Linked DNA regions of Mus musculus: region 2 is linked to region 1. Evidence: chromatin loops called from intact Hi-C (ENCODE). Cell type or tissue: gastrocnemius. All regions are shown on one strand. Links, peaks and the distances in the headings refer to the core of each region. The heading gives the core; the rest is flanking DNA. Region 1 overlaps Pxk (PX domain containing serine/threonine kinase). Region 2 overlaps Dnase1l3 (deoxyribonuclease 1-like 3).

What was found. Hi-C counts contacts between places; a loop is a spot of excess contacts. Peaks named below come from ENCODE experiments on the same cell type or tissue, not always from the same donor. Only the 100,000 strongest peaks of a DNase experiment are listed, where the experiment ranks them.
Region 2: it touches region 1 in a loop (3-fold over the local background); 15 of 42 quality-filtered maps call a loop at or near these places.

What each region holds. Positions count from the first base shown.
Region 1 is chr14:8,156,048-8,158,960 of GRCm38, reverse strand. All of the region lies in intron 17 of Pxk (PX domain containing serine/threonine kinase), which reads right to left. Among named protein-coding and RNA genes, the nearest start is that of Pdhb, 15 kb to the left of the region's middle. In gastrocnemius, for the core only: a CTCF peak has its summit at 1,804 (motif pointing right); no DNase peak of the experiment used is centred there.
Region 2 is chr14:7,963,287-7,966,199 of GRCm38, reverse strand. Dnase1l3 (deoxyribonuclease 1-like 3) reads left to right here. Exons shown (of 8, transcript NM_007870.3): 8 at 1-1,013. Among named protein-coding and RNA genes, the nearest start is that of Gm45521, 7.4 kb to the right of the region's middle. In gastrocnemius, for the core only: a CTCF peak has its summit at 1,540 (motif pointing left); a DNase peak (open chromatin) is centred at 1,540.

The DNA.
Region 1 (2,913 bases), core at 295-2,794:
TTGTTCAAGGTCACAGTTGGCAGCTGGCAGAGCTGAGAATGGACCTGAGTGTCCTGCCCTGCCTGAAGAGTCAGCTTCAGCAGAGCAGCATTTAACTGAAACAGGCCACAGAGATTCCCCAGAAAGCAAGCACTCAATGAGTGGGGAAAACGAACAGAGGCAGAAGCAAGTTCAAACCCTGGCTGTTGCAGCTGCATCACCTGTGACTTTGGCCAAGTTCTCAATCTACTAGAGGCTCAGTTTTTCTCTAAAATGGAATCCACTCTCGTTGGACAGGAAGAAAGTTGAGGATTAAATGAGACAGGAGGAGCTGAAGAGATGGCTCAGTGGTTAAGAGGTCCTGAGTTCAATTCCCAGCAACTACATGGTGGCTCCCAATCATCCAATGCCCTCTTTCGGTGTGTCTAAAGACAGCTACTGTGTACTCATATACATAAAATAAATCTTTTAAAAAGTAGATGGCTATTTCTTTTAAAAAATGAGAATACATATCACTTAGATGTGATTATCAAAATCAAGTTTCAGGTTTATTTAGCAGCTTTAACTCTCTTTTGCAAATCTACTTTTTCTAAAAAGAGCCAATGCAATAGAGTTTGAGGCCAACCTAGGCTACATGAGATTCCATCTTAATCCCCACAAGTCTTGTCGAGCTGGTTCAGAGGTTATGAATGCTTACTACTCTTCCAGAGTATCTGAGTTCCACCTCTGGCACTTTAATGAGGAGGCTACTACCTGCCTGTAACTCCATGGGTTCAACAACTTCTACTGACCTCCCCAGAATTCTCACAAGACACAAATGCACACACACACAAAAGGGAATAAAGGCAGAGTAGCCCTGTTGCCTGCTCCTCCAAATTCCGAGACAGTGAATATTTATATGTGTGCAAACTGGGACATTTGAAAACACTCAGCTCTATGAATATAGAGAATGAATGTTCCTTGTAACACATGGCATAAGGTGTACTGAGATAAAGGAATTTTAAAGCTGGCTGACTTTATAAGTCATGGAACAATAGAAAAGTATTGGAAATTTTCTCACTAAAAACTAAAGAAGCATCAAAAAAATGAAAAGAACAAAAAAACAGGGCCTTACTGCAGAGTATGAGAGAATGCCACTCTACCAATGCATTTGCCACCAGACTCGGGGAACCAGCGTTAGCCCCAACAATTCAGCATTGATCTCAAACCGTCCCAAAGGAGGCAGTCGCAGAGAGGGTCTCAGCTGCTAGACCAGGCTCACACTAGTAAGATCTCTTCAGTTAGATATGTCTGCCACCTCTGCCAAATCCTAAATGCAGCTAAACAAGACCCGATCTGGTTACCATGGTCACCTAAAACTGAAGCCATCAGAAGCCCCATGGCTCAACTCAACTGGCCAACACCGGGCTGCTGCTGTCCCTCCTACAGGGCCTGACCTAGCTGCCTTACAAGGCTTGAAAATCATGCCCCTCACCTCTCCCAGGAGAAGCCCTGAACAAGGAGCGTGCTTCTTCCTCCCACAGTTAGGTCTGCTAGTGACTCTGCTACCTGAGTGATGGGATTAAAGAAGAAAATATTAGCAGGCCTTAGAGAAATTTTGTCTGCTTGAACTGTGCCTGACAATTTAGAACTTCTGAGGCATGGGACATCAGTTGGAGCCTGTCTGCCTCTGTCTGTAACCCAGGCTACAGAGTTACTGGTAAACTCCAGACCACCTGTAAGCATACCTTGAATCCATGTTAGGTCAGCAGACCTCCTGTGTTTACCTGGCTTAGCACCCACAACGCTAAGTCACCAGGCGAATGCTCTGAGATTCATTACAAGTAACAGCCAGTAGAGGTCAGAGTGTGGTCTTTGGGGTGAATAATTCTGTAATTTTGTCAGCAAAGTCATTAAAGGAACAAAGGAGTTGCTACTTTGGCTCAGAAGCCTCTCCTGACAGCCACTGCGCCTGAGCTTCAAAATGTGTTCCCCTCAGTTCACAGTACTGCTCCCTGCCACCCCACTGTCCTCAGATGGAACCTTTCCCATACTGACTGGGTGCTACAAAAACTTGCAGTTTCTTCTCACATTCTCAGAGTTACCTCAGTCTCTGTAACGTTGCTATTATCTGCTATCACTCCCATTCAGAGAAAGCAACCTGGAAGTTCCCCTACAAGGGTCCCTAGACTATGAATGAAGCAAGGCATCTAAAGGTGAGAATGGGAGAGAACTACCACTCATACAGTGAGGTGCTTTGAACGCTAAGCAGGCATCTCCCTGGTAACCAAGGATATACGTCTCAGAATCTTCTCCACTTCCTCAGCACATACAAATGATAGGGAATTACACCATGTTATATGGAAAATGGCTCAAAATTGGAAAACAGTAGATTTCCAGAAATGTCTAGTTAGCTCAGACAGTTATCTCCAGATGAGAGTTCTGTCTATTTGGAAGCTCCTTGTAAAATCTGGTGAGAAAGTCAGAACAAGAGAATCATCCCCATGACCTGGCATTTTGCGACATAAAACTGGCCCCTTCCCTAGAACATTGTACAGTAAGTCTTCTTAGCAAGCAAGGACAGAGTCAATCAGAGCTAGCCCTCTTGAATTCACCCCTTCCCCCAGGAAGCTTAGTTAGAGTCATTTAAAGGCAGCCACTTTAAAATTCTCAGAGGTTCTTGGGTAATACCATAAGCATTAAAGTGTATGGTACTGTCAGCTCAGCGCAGCCCTGCCAAAGATCTCCCTTTCATACAGCTGGAAGAACTCTTCCGAGGACAGCAACAAACTGAATGGGAGAATCAGCATCTTAGACACCGAGGAGGAGGAGCAGAAACGCTGCCCCCTCGTTTTTATTAGTTTGCAAATGGTCGAAAAAGGATCTTAGTTCAAAAAGGAGAGACATGAGACAGTATTCCAGAACTGGTGTTTTTGTAGGTACTCCCAAAGACAA
Region 2 (2,913 bases), core at 239-2,738, 190 kb after region 1:
TACAGTTCCAAATGGTGGAGCTAATAGGTAGGATTATATACCATCTTGCCAAGGGAATAAAATCAAAAGTGCCCGGTTAAGTTGGAGGAGATAATGCCCGGCTCATCTCTTACTGAGATTCTATTGTCTGGCGATGACGTAGTCTTTCGGGGAAGATGGCAAAGCTGTTGAGACTTTGGAGGAGTTCACCATACCTAGAAACCTTACAGTCCCCAAATGGTAAAGTATGCTACTCATATATGAGACAGTTCTGGAGAGATGGGTCCTCTGACCTCTGCACCCAAGCACCAAAATTTCCCTGGCTGATGTGGCTAGGAGAGGAACCCCAGGTCCCAGGCAATGGGCTTGGGACTCACTAACAGGGAGATGGGGAGGAGGTGGACTGGACATCAAAAGGCCCTTTCCATGCCTCTGGCTTGGGAGTCAACGGGTCCAGACACCCTGAAGTTTCGACCCATACTAATGCTCTTCTGCCTCTGCCCAGTGGCAGGTTAGAGATACAAATGAGGGTCTCTGCAAGCTGTCACTCTGCCAAACTCAGACAGACAGAGGAGTTATTTTCACTCTTCCTGACTGAGTGTTGTACAAACTCCTGCTTTTATGTCCCCCTCCCTTCCTTCTCTCCTTTCTGAGGATGACCTTGAACTCTGACCCTCCTGTTTCCACCTTCCCACTGGATGAGTGCCAGCCTTATAGATGCCAGCCACCACTCAGCGTTTCATGCAGTGCTCAGACAGGACTAAGCAAGCACTTTGTGTGTGCTACACAAGCACTCTACTTGCTGGGCCCCAGCCCCAGCCTCTAGGCTGTGCCCTAAAAATGTGTTGCCTGGGCAGTGGGATGGCTCAGAGGGTAAAGACCTTCGCTGACAACTCTGGCAACTTGAATTTGATCTCCAGAATGGGCACGATGGAAGGAAAGGGTCAAGTCCATCACGCCATTCTCAGATCTCTCCACATGTAAACATGCCCCCAATAAATAAATGTAATAAAATTAGAATATCGATGTAAAAAGTTGTAGCCTTAACCATCTCATGGAATTCTGATCACAAGTGATGTCTGATGTTATTCACATTCTGTAGTTGAGAAGTCAAACAACTTTCCCAAGATCACACAGCTAGAGAATACAGAGCCCAGAGCTGACGTTTACTAGACACAGGTAGGCACAGGTTCTGGGTGTGTACTGGGGAACACAATAATTTTAGGGGGTCACAGAAGTGATACATTTCTAGTTGAAGAAAAAAATGCATTATACAATGCTAATTTTTTGTAACCAACATAGATATAAAATATAATTTTTCAACTTTTTTTTTTGATAAAGGAATGAACCTAGGAATGGAAGTCCAGCTAGGGCCCAGGAGAGTCCTAACAGGATACCTAATTGCCTTTGCCAGCAGAGCCAAAATCAAATATAGGTCTGTGTGCCTCCAAAGGTCATGTTCTCCTGAGCATCCTCTAACTCGGGTGAGGGAACCCAAGTTGAGCTCCAACAGGGAAAGTCTGGGCCAAGACCAGCATACATGGTCTTCTATCGCCACCTGGTGACTTTTCTGGGAACTTCTGATTAAGGTTCAATTCCTAGCACCCACATGGCAGCTCTCAAGAGTCTGTAACTTGAAGGTCTGACACCCTCACATAGACATGCATGCAGGCAAAACGCCAATGCACATAAAAATAAAAATAAATAAAATAACAAGGTAATTTAGGATGACGATCTAGGAAGCAGCCAGTGCCCTTTGTGTCGGGACTCCATGCAAGAGTAGGGCATAGGGAGTCCTCTCTAGGCTCTCGTGCTCTGGGCTCTGTATTCTCTAGCTGTGTGACCTTGGGAAAGTTGTTTGACTTCTCAACTACAGAATGTGGATAGCATCAGATGTCACTTGTGGAAATTCACACGTTTGTCCCACACATACACGCACATGTTCTCACATGCGTCCTTCATCGTCGTCAACCCTGAGTTGTATCAGATTAGATGTGTCTGAAACAAACACCCACCAGCCAATACACAACCTGAAATGATCTAGCAGCCATATTTTTTAAAAGTAAAAGTAAACAAAAAAAACCCCAAAAACGTATTTTATAAATGGAAGCCCGACGGTCCATGTGTGGGGGTCAAATCTAGCCTATGTGCCTTTGGTTTTGATTTTTGTTGTTTATGGGAACACAGCTATGCCCAGTGCTTTCCAATGCTTCCGGCCTGTTTCTGCCACACAGCAGCACAGTTGAACATCTGTATGAGTGGGACCAGATGGCTCACAAGCCTGAAAACACTCACTCTGCAGGCCTTCACAGGAAGATGGATTTAAACACTCTGCCTTTGCAATCTTAGAATTACTGGTGGTCTTGTTCACGTTTCCTGCCACCCTAAATCTTCAAACAAACAAAAACCCAGGAGCCTTTTACACTCAGAGAACATCTTAATGTGGGAAAGACATTTAAAGTGCTCAGTTACACATGTGGTGCATGAATACTCACTTGGAGATGCAAGCTTAGAAAAATGTCTGCAAGTCCCATATGGGTGTTTATTAAATATACAAATGTCCATCTGTCTGCCTGCCCTTCCTTCGTTCTGTCCCTCCTTCCTTCCATCCTTCCTCTCTCCCTTTTTGGTCTTTCTGTGTGAATGTCTGCGAGCATACGTGAGGGACTCTGCATGCCTACAGCCAGAAGAGGTTGCTGAGTATCATCCGCTATGACTTTACACCTATTTCTTTCAGGCAGGCTCTCTCTGAAACTTAACCCTAGTGATCCTCCTGACTGCCCTGCTGGCGTTACAGGTATGAGGCAAATGTCTGGCTTCTTATGTAAACACAGCGGTCTAGTCCACAGGATTACACAGCAGGCATTCTTAACTGCTGAGGTATTTCCTGGTCGCTCCCCACCTTCCTTTTTCCATATTAGGACATGGTCGCAT